Regions from separate parts of the Homo sapiens genome. Here region 1 is linked to region 2. The links are chromatin contacts, found by Hi-C in ENCODE. All regions are on one chromosome and are shown on one strand. Each heading gives the region's core, a stretch centred on a gene start or an enhancer-like site at or near the end of the contact. The rest is flanking DNA. Distances are from core to core; before and after follow the strand shown.

What was found. Hi-C counts contacts between places; a loop is a spot of excess contacts on that map. Pooled maps may share reads with other maps.
Region 1: a loop to region 2 is called in a pooled map, with 5 times the contacts of the local background. The contact joins the enhancer-like site here to the promoter of KCNK10 in region 2. A Hi-C loop is called at or near these places in 17 of 37 single-sample maps with no recorded cell type and 5 of 50 pooled maps.

Annotation. Positions count from the first base shown.
Region 1 is chr14:87,951,111-87,957,423 of GRCh38, reverse strand. All of the region lies in intron 10 of GALC (galactosylceramidase), which reads left to right. It also overlaps the pseudogene SHLD2P2. Among named protein-coding and RNA genes, the nearest start is that of GALC, 39 kb to the left of the region's middle. RefSeq lists an enhancer at 2,065-2,234. Within about 2 kb of position 4,948, at least 4 of the 41 ENCODE cell types and tissues checked have a DNase peak (open chromatin) inside an H3K27ac peak, as active enhancers do.
Region 2 is chr14:88,320,068-88,326,452 of GRCh38, reverse strand. KCNK10 (potassium two pore domain channel subfamily K member 10) reads left to right here and starts at 3,184. Exons shown (of 7, transcript NM_138317.3): 1 at 3,184-3,706. The coding sequence starts at 3,655. RefSeq lists enhancers at 1-241, 2,547-2,606, 3,179-3,838 and a silencer at 2,657-2,896.

The sequences.
Region 1 (6,313 bases), core at 3,699-6,198, 370 kb after region 2:
ATTAACTCAAGATGGATTAAAGGCTTCAATCTAAGACCTGAAACCATAAAAATTCTAGAAGAAAATCTAGGAAAAATTCTTCTGTACATTGGCCTAGGCAAATAATTTATAACTAAGACCCCAAAAGCAAATGCAACAAAACCAAAATAAATAAATGGGACCTAATTAAACTAAAAAGCTTCTGCAAAGCAAAGAATCATTGGAGTAAACAGACAACCCACAGAATGGGAGAAGACATTTACAAATTATGCATCTGACAAAAGACTAGCATCCAGAATCTATAAGGAACTCAAACCAGCAAGAAAAACACAAATCCCATTAAAAAGTGGCAGGTGACATGAATAGACATTTCTTAAAAGAAGATATGTCTATAGCCAGAAAAACAGTTAAAAAAAATGCTCAACATCACTAATCATCAGAGAAATGCAAATTAGAACCACAACGAGATACCACCTTACTCCAGCCAGAATGGCCATTAAGAAACATCAAAAAACAATAGATGTTGGCATACATGTGGTGAAAAGAGAATGCTTATCCACTGCTGGTGAGAATGAAGTTAGTACAACCTATATGGAAAACAATGTGGAGATTTATCAAAGAACTAAATTGATTGATCTGCCATTCATTCCTGCAATCCTACTACTGGATATCTACCCAAAAGAAAAGAAGTCACTGTATCAGAAAGTCACCTGCACACATATGTTTATGTAGCACAATTCACAATTGAAACATATGGAATCAACCTAAGTGCCCATCAACTGATGAGTGGATAAAGGAAATATATATATACCATATATATATGGTGTGTGTGTGTGTGTGTGTGTGTGTGTATATATATGGTGTGTGTGTATATATATATATATGGTGCGTGTATATATATATGGTGTATGTATATACATATACACACACACATCATGAAATACTCTTCAGCATAGAAAGAATGAAATAATGCCTATTTCTTTGAATGTCTCATTTTTTGTGTGTGTTGTTGGAAACTGGACCTTATATATAATATATGGTAGCAACTCGTATATAATATATGCTATCAACTCTGGGCATTGATCCTCTCCCCCTTGAGGCTTGTTGTTGTTTATTTATTTACTTAGTGATTTGCTGGAGTATTTTAGTTAACTCTGTTCCCTCCTTCTTCCCCTCCACACACTGTAAAGCCTGAAATGTTGCTCCTTGGAGAATGTGGTTTTGGGCATATCCACAGTCACCCTGGGATTTGTTTTTCCAGGACTCTGTCTGGTTCCTTGATCACACCTCACTGTAAGTTACACTAATTGCTGGTGGATTTCTGTATTGTTTTAAACAATGCCCTGGGGACTTAAATTGTTCCAAAGACTGATCCAATTAAATTCCAGCTCATTTTCAGGGGTGGTTTGAAGTTAGTGTTTTAGTTTTCTTCTGACCACAGGAGATTTTTTTTTTTAAACTGTCACTTTTTTTTTTCATTTCATCATAAATTTATTTTCAGGCAGTATGATAATCTATTAATACTCGGCATACTCTGAACTTACAGAATAAGTACCACTCTATACTTCCTCATTAATGACTATCATTTTACATGAGCTTCTTCTACAATCACAGTGAGAGAACAGATTGCTACATGTTTGCTAAATACATTCAGTAAGGCACTCAAATCCTAGACACGAACTAACCACAGAACGCTCTTCCCCGCTTTAATAAATTGAAACATGATCTCATTTCCTTCGTTTTCAATGCTTTTTATAGAAAGACACGCTTGTCTTGAACTTGTCTAAACAGAGGTTTATATAAACTAATCCATTATCATGTATAGTTGTAATCAAGGAAATGATTTCACATTGACGGTTTTTAGGTAGGGATAAGTAAAAGCACTGCAGCAGTTTCTGAGGGAATGTCTTCCCTGTGGTTCCTCATACTTAGTACAATGCCTGGAACGTAGCAGGGACTAAATACAGTGAACAAATGGGCAAACCTTTAATTCCCAGGGATCTGCTACATATTGCCTTGACTGGTAGATCATTTCTCCAGAAGAAAGGAAGAAACCAAAAAACAAAAATAATCTTTTTAAACCTCACAGGATTTTCTTAGAAAAAAGTTTTAATTGAAATTCTCTTTGTAAAATGTATTTAATAAAAAATCCAAAGCAAAAACCCTATCGTTTATTTACTTCAAAAGACAAATCATTTCAGTACTTCTTCCTTGAAATGCCTGCCATTTCTTCCTCTGGCCTCAGAAAAGGGCATCGGCTCCATGCTTTACAGTGTCAGGATAAAAATCCAGGAGGGAGAAATCTTGTTGTAATGGATAGCTGCTTTCATCTAACACAAAAAGGCTCTGAATCTTTGATACACAAGGTTCTGCGCTGACTGCCGACAAGGAGTGTAACAGGTCTGCCATGACCATCCCATAGGTGATCTCTGAGGAAGTAACTATCACTCTGTTGAGGCAGTCTGCAAAAATGTTGAGAAGAATCTTCTCTATCAGCTTTGAGTCTACACGGATGTAAACATCATGTCTTCCATCAACTACAGTCATTAAAGCTGGCCTATAGTATATTTTCTTCATAGTAAATGGCAAGCAGCTAAAACATTGTTTGTAGATCCTGTTCTTATCTGTTTCTAGTTCCAATCCATATTTTGCGCAGCCAGTATATATGATGTTGGGAAGAGAAGAAAAGAAATACTCTTCAGAGAACTGTGAGCATTTAGAGCTATCTTCTGAGCTGCCGTAATAGGAAATGACAGCTCTGAAATCTGGGCTTTAATTAGAACCACTCCTGAACATTTATCCTCTAGGTGGGTTGCTAAGTCTGATATCTTCCAAAAGGAAGGTGCACTTTTTTGAAATTTTGCTTTAAATGTAATTGCCCTTACATCATCATCAAACAAGCACTCACAGGATGACCAAGGCATTGTATGCGATTTTAGGTTTTCTAGTGTGTAATTGCGCTGAACAAAAAGATATTTAAATTCCCAAATATAACCTTTTTTCCTTTGCAGTTGAGGGTACCAGGCTGCTCCAGGACTCCATAATACAAGCACATAATGTTGATCTTGGGCCTGTTCCACTGTTAACATAACTTTTTCTGCTTCTGTCCTCTATAACTGTATACTGCCTCTGTCAGTATAGTGAAATCAACAACTCTTAGTATTGTGTGGACTAATACATCAGGCTGAAGGTGCTCCAATTCTATAAAGTCTATACTGTTCACCCTCTGAGGCTGCCTCGGAGGAAGATCTCTGAGGTAGGAATGTTTTGAGGACACCTGTGCCAGTAGGTCTTGAAGTACAACATCACTAACTACACTGGAATATTCTTCAGGCTGAATAGATGAATAACTCCCAAGATTTAATAACTGACTGCTAAATGTTGATTGTAGTACTGTCTCGCCAACCCATTGGTCCTCATGAATAACAACATCTGCGAGTAAAATTATATCTCCAAGAAACACTGTATATGCCCAAAATGCTGCAGTCCTCTACAGAAAAACCTTCTTAGTTTCTGATTGATCAATTACTGTAACTGTTGCTAAAGGCACTTTAGAGCCAGAATTTGGTCCGAATTTTATGTTTATTTCCTTCACATGACATGGAGATAGCACCATGACTAAACAATCATACTTCTGGCTTTTAGAATCACAGTTTTTTATTAATGACTTTTTTTAATACCCTTAAATTCAGACACATTCCTCTGATCCATTTCTACAACAGAATCTCCTGCATTAGAAATCAACTTCATTTTCTTAGCTACTTGAAGGACTCTAGATAGAGCTTCAGACTGGCCCACTTTATCTTCAGAGGTGCAGCTTCTTTTAATAGCACTTTTGTGGAAGGTGTTTAGTTGGGAACACAGTATTCCTGAGCTACACAACTCAATACGTATCTCATTTGGTGGCAGTTCATCTTCAGAACTGAAAAGTTCTTGAGATCCTGTATTTTCTTCAGGACCTTTGTCAGAGTTTATGTGAATGTGGCTATTTTCTGTTTTAGGAAAAACAGGACTAAAATGTTCAAGAGAATATGCTTGGTTTTGTCCACTTTCATATGCTTCTGTAAAATCATCAAGTTGAATGGAATTCTCTTCAGATATTCTTATCTTCCCGTAACTTGCCTTTGGTTCAGTCTCCATGTTTACATTCCCTTTATTTATAGGACTCCGCCCTTTATCTTTCTTTTGAGCTAAAAAAGCAACCTGGCTGGAGGTAATTATACAGAGAAATTCCGTATCAGTTGACATTTTAAGGTCTGAGACCTTCCTAACTGCTGCTTCAGACTTCAGACCTTGGCTTATCTACTGTGTTCAAGGAAAATAATCCCAAACACTGGTTTTGTATTTCATGATATTCTGTTGGCACACACTCTCTTTGTACCACTTCAGGCCCTATATTAATTTGTTTAGTACTACAAACCAAATCCAACATAGCTGCACATTTGTGGTCTAACTGAAACAAATTTGAGTGAAAGTTCTGACCACAGATATCTGACTGATGTTTAGGCTGTTCATCTATAATTTTATTTTCACTGAGAAGCTTTTGATACTTTTCAGTTAAATGCAGAACTATGCTTTCAAATCCACATATTTGCATATTAGAGCTCGTTACCTCACTCAGTCTAGAGGAGTGAATCTTCTGGGATTCTATATTCTGTGTTTCAGAAACAGAATGTACAAAGTAATCTTTCACATGAACATGTCTATTCATACAGTTTGCTAAGTAAGAAATGACCACTAAGATCTGGAGACCAATAGATTCTGGGACTTCATAGTTTTCAAGATTTTTGTGCTGTTTTTCATCCTTCAGATATAAAGAATGTTGACTGTATAAAAGCTGAATTTTTTTCCGGGGGTCAGCAACGGACATTAAAGAAACTGTGTGTTGTGATACTGTCATTTTTAGTGGAGCAACAGGATACTAGGCTGGGTGGTTCTCAACAGGATATTAGGCAGGGTTGTGGTTTAGCTTATGCCTATAGTGAAGCCACTGGTTTCTTTTTTCTTTTCACCAAAACCTCCATTATTTTTTAGAACAACATTAGTCTTAAACCTCTCTATGCTCTGTGTCAAATATCAATTCCTTTAAGAAAAGGTTTGAAGCTATTTCATGCCTTGCCTCTCCCCCTAGGTAAATCTCTAATCTCTAGTAATGTCACCTTTCTTATTGTTGAAGTGTATGTTTTCTCTTAACCTGATTTTTTATTAGTCTGGCTAGAAGTTTTTCAACTGTATTGATCTTCTCGAAGAATCAGCTTTTGGTTTTATTATTTTCTTGTGGTTTTTAAATTTGTTTTTGTTTAATTCTTCTTTGCTCATTATTATTTTCTTTGCCTATTTTGGTTTTTTCTTTATTTTTATTTTTACTTTTTAAAAAAATTTTATTTCCACAGTTTTTTGGGGAACAAGTGGTATTTGGTTACATAAGTTCTTTAGTGGTGATTTGTGAGATTTTGGTTCACCCATCCCCGAGCAGTATACATTGAACCCAATTTGTAATCTTTTAAAATTTGCTCCTATTTTTCTAGTATCTCAAGACAGAAGCTGAACTCTCAAATCCTTTCTTGGTTTCTAATCTAGGTATTTAGTGCTGTAAATGTCCTCCTAAGTATTGCTTTAGTGGCATACCACAAATTGTGATATGTTGTGTTTTCATTTTCATAAAGCTGAAAATTCTAATTTCTCTTTTTATTTTTCCTTTGATCTATTGATTATTTAGAAATTTGATAGTTTGTAAATATTTTTGACTTTTCCAGAAGGTTTTCAGTTATTCATTTCTGATTTAATTCTATAGTGGTTAAAAAAGTACTTTGTGTGACTTGAATCTTCCTGTATTTATGAGGACTTGCTTTATGGATCAGAGTATGGTGTAGTTTGGTCAGTGTTCCATGTGCGCTTGAAAAGAATGTGCATCCTGCTGTTGCTAGATGGAGGCATTTATAGATGGCATGTTGTTTGGTAGTGTTGTTCAAATCTCTTATATCCTTGCTGATTGTCCATCTAGTTGTACTATCAATTACTAAGAGATGGATATTGAAATCTCTGATTATGAAAGTAATTTTTTAATGGTCTGCAAAGCCTGAAATAGAACTGTGTACTATAAGTATTCTGTGACTGTGGAATCTCTTAAAGTAGGGATTATGTCTCATACTTCTTTTGATCCCAGCCCATAGTTGTGACTATTTAGTAAACAGTGATGGCAATGTGAGAACTATGTTACATATATTTAGCTGACCTTAGTGTGTATTTGATATCTATATATACTATATATACACACACCCATACATATATATATATATTTTTTACTTCTTACATGAGAACGAAAGTTATATTT
Region 2 (6,385 bases), core at 1,935-4,434:
TTTTTTCTCTACACAGACTTCTTTCTTTCCTTGGGTAAGTGAAGTCCAGCTTGTAAATAACCAAAGGGTAGAACCGAAGGGGATGGAGGGGGATTGCAGTAGCCCAAAGGGCTAAGTTTTCTTGGGAGGGAGGTCTCCCTCCATCCCCACTCCATGCAGTCCACTCCAAATACGCAGTTGAGGAGGAGTTGTGTTTGATTTCAGACACGTTTTGGGAAACGGTACTGGGATTTATTTACCTAATTTTGGTGGATTTTTTTTTGGGGGGGGGCGGGTAACTTGCTTTTGTCTACATTCTGAGAAAGGAGAATGAAAGTGGAGGTGAGAGAAAGCTCCAGAGGTTGGAGGTGGGGAAAAGAAAGGAGGGGGCGGCATCCAGTGATTAAGCAGAGAGATCATCCCAAGGGCCAATGACTAGTGCAAGTCTTCAAGGCAGACCAGGAGCACTAGACACTGATCCTGCTCCCTGCCCTAATAGAGTCTACCCCCACCTCCCCATCCCCAACCCTCCCCTTATAACCATCCTGCTGTTGCCATTCTGGGGAAGGTCATCACTACTCAGGGCCCCAAATAACTTTTAATGGGGACCTGCAACCTGTCTTGTACACAAGTGATGCTCAATAAATGTTTGTTGATTGGCCGAATGATGTTGCATCCTAAGGGTGCAGTTCCTGCCACAGGAATTTGCCTTGGACAGTGAACTAATTCCCCAATGCAGACCCCAGAACACAACCATAGGTCAGTTCATTTTGCAAAGGAGGAGGGCCTGGAGGCTTGGAAAATATCGTATTTAGACCTTCATTACCCAAACGAACCCATGGGACAGGTTCAGGGTCAGATTCATGGGTCCCGGGACTGGATGAGCTCACAAGGTTCTGGCATGGAGAGCATGGACCTTTGTGTCAACAAACTTGGGTTTGAATCCTCATATCGTGACCTTGGGAATGTTTCTTTATCTCTCTGAGCCTTGATCTTCTCATCTGTAAAAGGAGGCCAGTTACAGCTTCTGCAAAATGATCTAACAAAGATGAATGGAGAGGAAATATGAGATGGTGAGGGGGAATTCAGTAAATGTCAATCTTGCCTCCCCGTGCTCTGAGGACTCAGGAGAGGGTGTCTTTCTCTGCTGAAGCCCCTCTCTGACTCTGATGCATGTAAAAAACATTGTATTGCAGTGACTGTGCTAGAGTCCAGCTGTCCGTGAACAGTTAAAGAGAAGAGCGCAGAGGGAGGTTCGAAAGCCTTTCTTAGAAGCATCTCCCTCTGGACTTGAGAACAGAATTTACATACACACTGGTGTCTCGGGGCATGGCTGGGAGAAGCAGAGATTCCTTGTTTGTTTGATTTCTATGTCTTAGCCATCCTCCCAGTCCTAGTAGAGAGAGGCAAAGTGTGGTTACAGAGTCCAGGGAAGATGGTTCTGAAGCACCCGGGAACCTGCCTAAAGGGCTGAAGAGTCAGAGTAGCACCATCAGATTGGTACCAGTTTTGCCTGAACGGGGTTTGCAGAGAATTCAGGGCTCCAGCCTGGGGTGCCTGTGACAGCCCAGTGACAAAGCACTCACCTTTCCCACAGACCACAGCGGACCTCTGTAGGTCTTGCTCTTGGACTCAGAAACCTTGATGTGATAGTGACGGATGGATGGTGAGAAAGATGCTGCTGACATAGGGCTCCCCAGAAGCCTCAAGGTGCCGTAGAGTAGCATGCAACTTAGAGATCAGCTGCTAGTGTGGGATTTTAGGACCCCAGCTGGCAGGCATAGGAATGAGCTGGGCAATTTCTATGCGTAAGTAAAGGCAACAACAATCTAACAGGACCTTATGGCACTAGATAGTAAGCCCCATGAAGGCAAGATCTCTGTCTTGTTCTCTGCCATATGGCCAGCACATAGCACAGTGATGGCACTTGGAAGGGGTTCAATATATATGTTGAATGAACAACAAATTTTAGTAACCTTATCTGGAAGCCAGAGTAGGGGTTTAAACTACTTCCTATCCAACACTGCAGCATGCAATTCATGTCTTCATTTAGCAAGTATTTCTTGAGCACCTACTACGTGTAAGGCTCCGTTGCGAGGCATCCGAAGCAATTTGTCAGCATCATTCATGTTGATACTCGGAGTGACCCGTTCAAGAGCACCTCAGCACCACCTGGCTTTTCTGAAGACTGAGGCCCCACCACAAACCCCTGTGGGGCTTCAAGCAGGGGCAGTGAGAGGGCGTTAGACGAATGCTCCAGGTTTAGCCCCTTTCCGGGAACAGGTCTGGGTCCCTTCGCATCTGCCCTGCTGGTCCCAGGATCCCGGGGCCGCCGCTTCCGGGAGCTGCCGGGTCTTGGCAACTCCGCTTTCCTCCGGGGGCCCCCGTGCCTCTCTCAAGCCTCCTTTCCAGCCAACGACCAGCGGCCCCAGTCCGGCTGCAGGTAGCTGGGGAAGGGACCAAGCTGTGCCTTGGGAGCGAGCTTCCCCGGGCGGGGAGAGCGCAGCAGATGCGGAGCGGTCCCAGAACAAAAGGCTCATGGCTGGCACGGGCCTCCTTGGAGTGCGGCGGGGACGTGGGTTCGGGACTCAGGCGAGAGAGCCAGACGCGGGAGGAAAAAAAATGAAGTGAGAAAAGAGAAGGAGGGAGAGCTCAGGGTGAGAGCGGTGAGAAGAGGTGACCCGGAGGCCGAGGTCTGCGGCGGAGCCGCAGCGGCCCTTCCTCCGCCTCCTGCAGCGCCTTCCAGGCAACCAAGCGTGTCTCCGGCTGCAACTCCAGCAAGCGCGCCGCTGCCGCCTCCACGCCCGCCCGCCGGCCGGCCGAGCCAGTAAGTAGCGGCGCGCCCACCGCTCGTTCCCCGCCCCTCCGCGGCTTCCCCGCCACCGCCCACCGCCTCCCGCCGCCCCGCGGGCAAGTCCGCGACCGCCTCCCGCTGCCCCGAGCCGGGTGCCGGGGGCTCAGCGCGCCTTCCCAGCTGGGAGCCTCGGTCCGCTGCTCGCCCTGCTCCCTCTTGCCGGGGCGCGGCGTCTGGGGCGCGCCGCGGGGAGGGTCGCCCTCGCCGCGCGCTGCCCGGGCGCCGCGCCACCCCTACATCCAATGGCTTTCGGGGAGCGGGAAGTGGGGGGCGTCGCCGGGGGCGAGGAGCCGCGGCCGGGGTGGGGCGTGTGCGCTCAGCGCGGCCGAGCGAGGCTGACGTGCCCGCCCAAGCGCGCGCCCGGGAGTGTGTGTGCGGGTGTGTGTGTGCGGGAGTGTGTGCGCACACGCCTTCGGGGGCTGGAGTGACACTGCAGTGGGCTTCTCCGTAGCCCCAGCCTTCAGGCTGCGCAGCCCCTAACCTGCCGGCACCGCTTTTGGGAAGCAGCTTGGCTCTTCCATCTCCCCAAGCCTTCCTCTCCATCCTTTCATCCACCCCTCGCCGATCTTACTTTTTCTTTTACCCACGGGGCCGCGGCCGGCCACCCCCTGGCCGGTGCAAACACCCAAGCCCTCTCCAGTTCTCCCCCAAGCTAATATTTTCCCACCTGTCTTTTTCTGGGGTTCCTCCACGAGCCAGTCCAAGGCTCCCCCATCCTCGGAAATTGTTTTGTTGGACTGCTAAACCGAGGCGTGTAAAGCTTGAGGACTTTATTATTATTTGGGTTCTTTTCATTTCTTCCCCTTCTGGGCAACGAAGCAATGAAATTTCCAATCGAGACGCCAAGAAAACAGGTGAACTGGGATCCTAAAGGTGGGTGTTTCCTACTTTTGGCTGCCCTCGCCCTGCCTCTGTCTCCGGCGTGTGCGCGCTTCCTTGAGTGGAAGCACTCTTGCTTCTGGCAGCGTGTGTCCTGAGGCTGGGAAATGCGCCTGGGAACTGCAGCGCGGGTGGGAGGAGGGCGGAGGCAGCGTGGGTTCCGAACCCAGATAGTGCCTGTCATTACCACATAATCATTGTCCCTCCTAGATTGTCTCCAGATCTATTTAGATAGACCAAGCCGACTGTTTGGTTTGAAATTGCAAGTGTCGGTATTTGCTTTTGACTTTGAGTGTGCGAGTGTGTGTGTGTGTGTGTGTGTGTGTGTGTGTCCTTTGTTTCTGGTGATCTTTGTCTCTCTGGCAGATGGGTGGGGTGCTTCCCCCTGGACCTGGAGCTGCGCCGCATGCCCGGGTGTCCTCAGTGGGAAAGGTTTCCTGGCAGCAAGTGGGGCTCGAGTTGCAGCAGCCGTCCCTAGGGGTGGGCCGTTCTCGCAGGGCATGCAGAATAATGGAGCCCACAGGGCCTCCTGAGTCTTCGTTCAATCTTATTACCAAACCTAGCAGCTAGTTAGGCTCAGGTCAGAGTAGAAGCAGGAGGAGGGGTGGTTTGTGAGAAGGGTGGGGCTGGCAAGGCATAGGGGAGGGGCACGAAGTGTGCCCGCCCAAGCAATGGTGTGGTTTGCATGCTTTTACGAATGTTGGACCAGGTTTCATCCACGCAAAAGGGAGGGATTAAGACGGATTTGTGTGTGCCTAGCGTCGGCCACCGTGTCTGTAATTAGCATACAGATGTTAAGGCTCCAAGGGAGTGATCAGTATGAGAGCAGAACAAGTTGGAACCGCGTGTCCAGTTGTGACAAGAATGCTCTTTAGCATTTCTTGTAGCTCATCTGACGACTGTGTCAGGCTAGGCAACGCCTCTGTGTGTATTGGAATTGAAATTTGTTTATTTGGGGTGCGTGTGTGTTTAATGTTCTTTATGAGCGCATTTCTTCTTTTTCTCCAGACTGGAAAGAAGAAACCATCTTATTTGTTGAGTAAATGTCTTAGGAATTGACTGGCTATTGAAGAGTGAGTGAAGAGATACTGCCTTTTTAAAACACTGAGGCTGTTACATCTTAAATACAGCCCAAACCTTCTATTTTGTCTCTACTTGAAATCTCTGGAAATATGGAGGTGTGCCTTTGCTTTTTTGGGGGGAGAATCCCTGAAAAGCATATTTGTTAAATACCTATTACATGCTAAACACTGTCCTAAGCTCTGGAGATACAGTCAGAACAGGAAAGATAAAAGCTCTGACTTGGAGTTTACAGTGAGGGAGACAGACCTAAATCAATTCCATGGAGGAATGCATAATTCAAAGTTTATGTATGCTCCAGGGAGAGCATCAGAGGTTTAAGAAAGTGTCTGATAGAAGAGATTGACAAGGACCAGAGAAGGCTTCCCTGAGGACATGACACTTGGACTTAGGCCTGGAGGATGTATAGGAGTTAATTGTCTAAGGAGGAGGGGAATTGTTGCAGAAGAGGGAACAGCAAGTGCAAAGGGCCTGAGGCAGAAGAGGTATGTGTATATGATGAACTGAAAGGAGGTTCCCATGGCTATGGCAGAGTGAGTGAAGAGGTATTGCCTTTTTTAAACACCCAGGCTGTTATACTGTAAATACAGCACAAACCTTTCATTTTGTCTCTATTTGAAACCTCTGGAAATACGGAAGTATGCCTTGGCTTTCTTTTGGGAAATCCCTGAAAAATGTATTTATCCCTAGCAGAGAGCAAGAGGGCTTGTGTTTTGAGATATGACTGGGGGATCCACAGGCGAGACGCCCCCCTCCAAGCCCTGTGTTGTTGGAGGTGGGGTAGCATTGTGGGGTTGGAAGAGTATAGTATTTATCTAAAGCCAATGAAGAGTTTCAAGACGAGGAGTGACATGATTTGAGCTAAGTTTCAAAACAAGTGCTGTGTGGCTCTTGTGGATGTAGGGGACCAGATACAATGGTAGCATGGGCCAGGGTGGTTGCTGTGGGCATGGAGAAGCGGACGGAGTAGAGAGCTGTAGAGGACGTGAAATCAACAGGCTTTGCATGAATAATGTGTGGAAGTGAAGTGAAGGAATTGGAATGACTGAGATGGCAGCCAGGGCAGGACCAGTCTTGAAGGAAAGCTCATGAGTTCAATCTAGGACTTGTTGAGTAGGACATGTCCCCAAGCCATCCAAGGGGTGTGTTAGGTGGGCAGCTGTCTAAGTGCTGGGGTCAGGATCTTCAAGGAACAGAGGGAGTACCGTGAGACTGATTTTGTGAAGCTGGCTTTGTGTTTTAAGGTACATTTCTGTGTGATCATCATTCTATATATTCATGTTACAGTGATGAACACAGACAAATTTTACACATTTTACAGCCTGACACAGTGAAGAAAAGCATACAAATAGCACCTTCAGTTACAACCAGTGGTGCTAAAAATGAAAAAAACCTCAATAAAAATAACAACATTTAATGAGCAACCATTGCATGCCAGGTGCTTTATGTACATTGTTTCATACAATTATTTTCACAATACTTATCTGATGGTATAAGTGTTATAGTTCCATTTGGCACTTGATTGCCATCATGACACCACTAATCTGCCTTCCAGTGGAGTTGCTCTGACTTTGTGCACAGTTATTCCCAAAG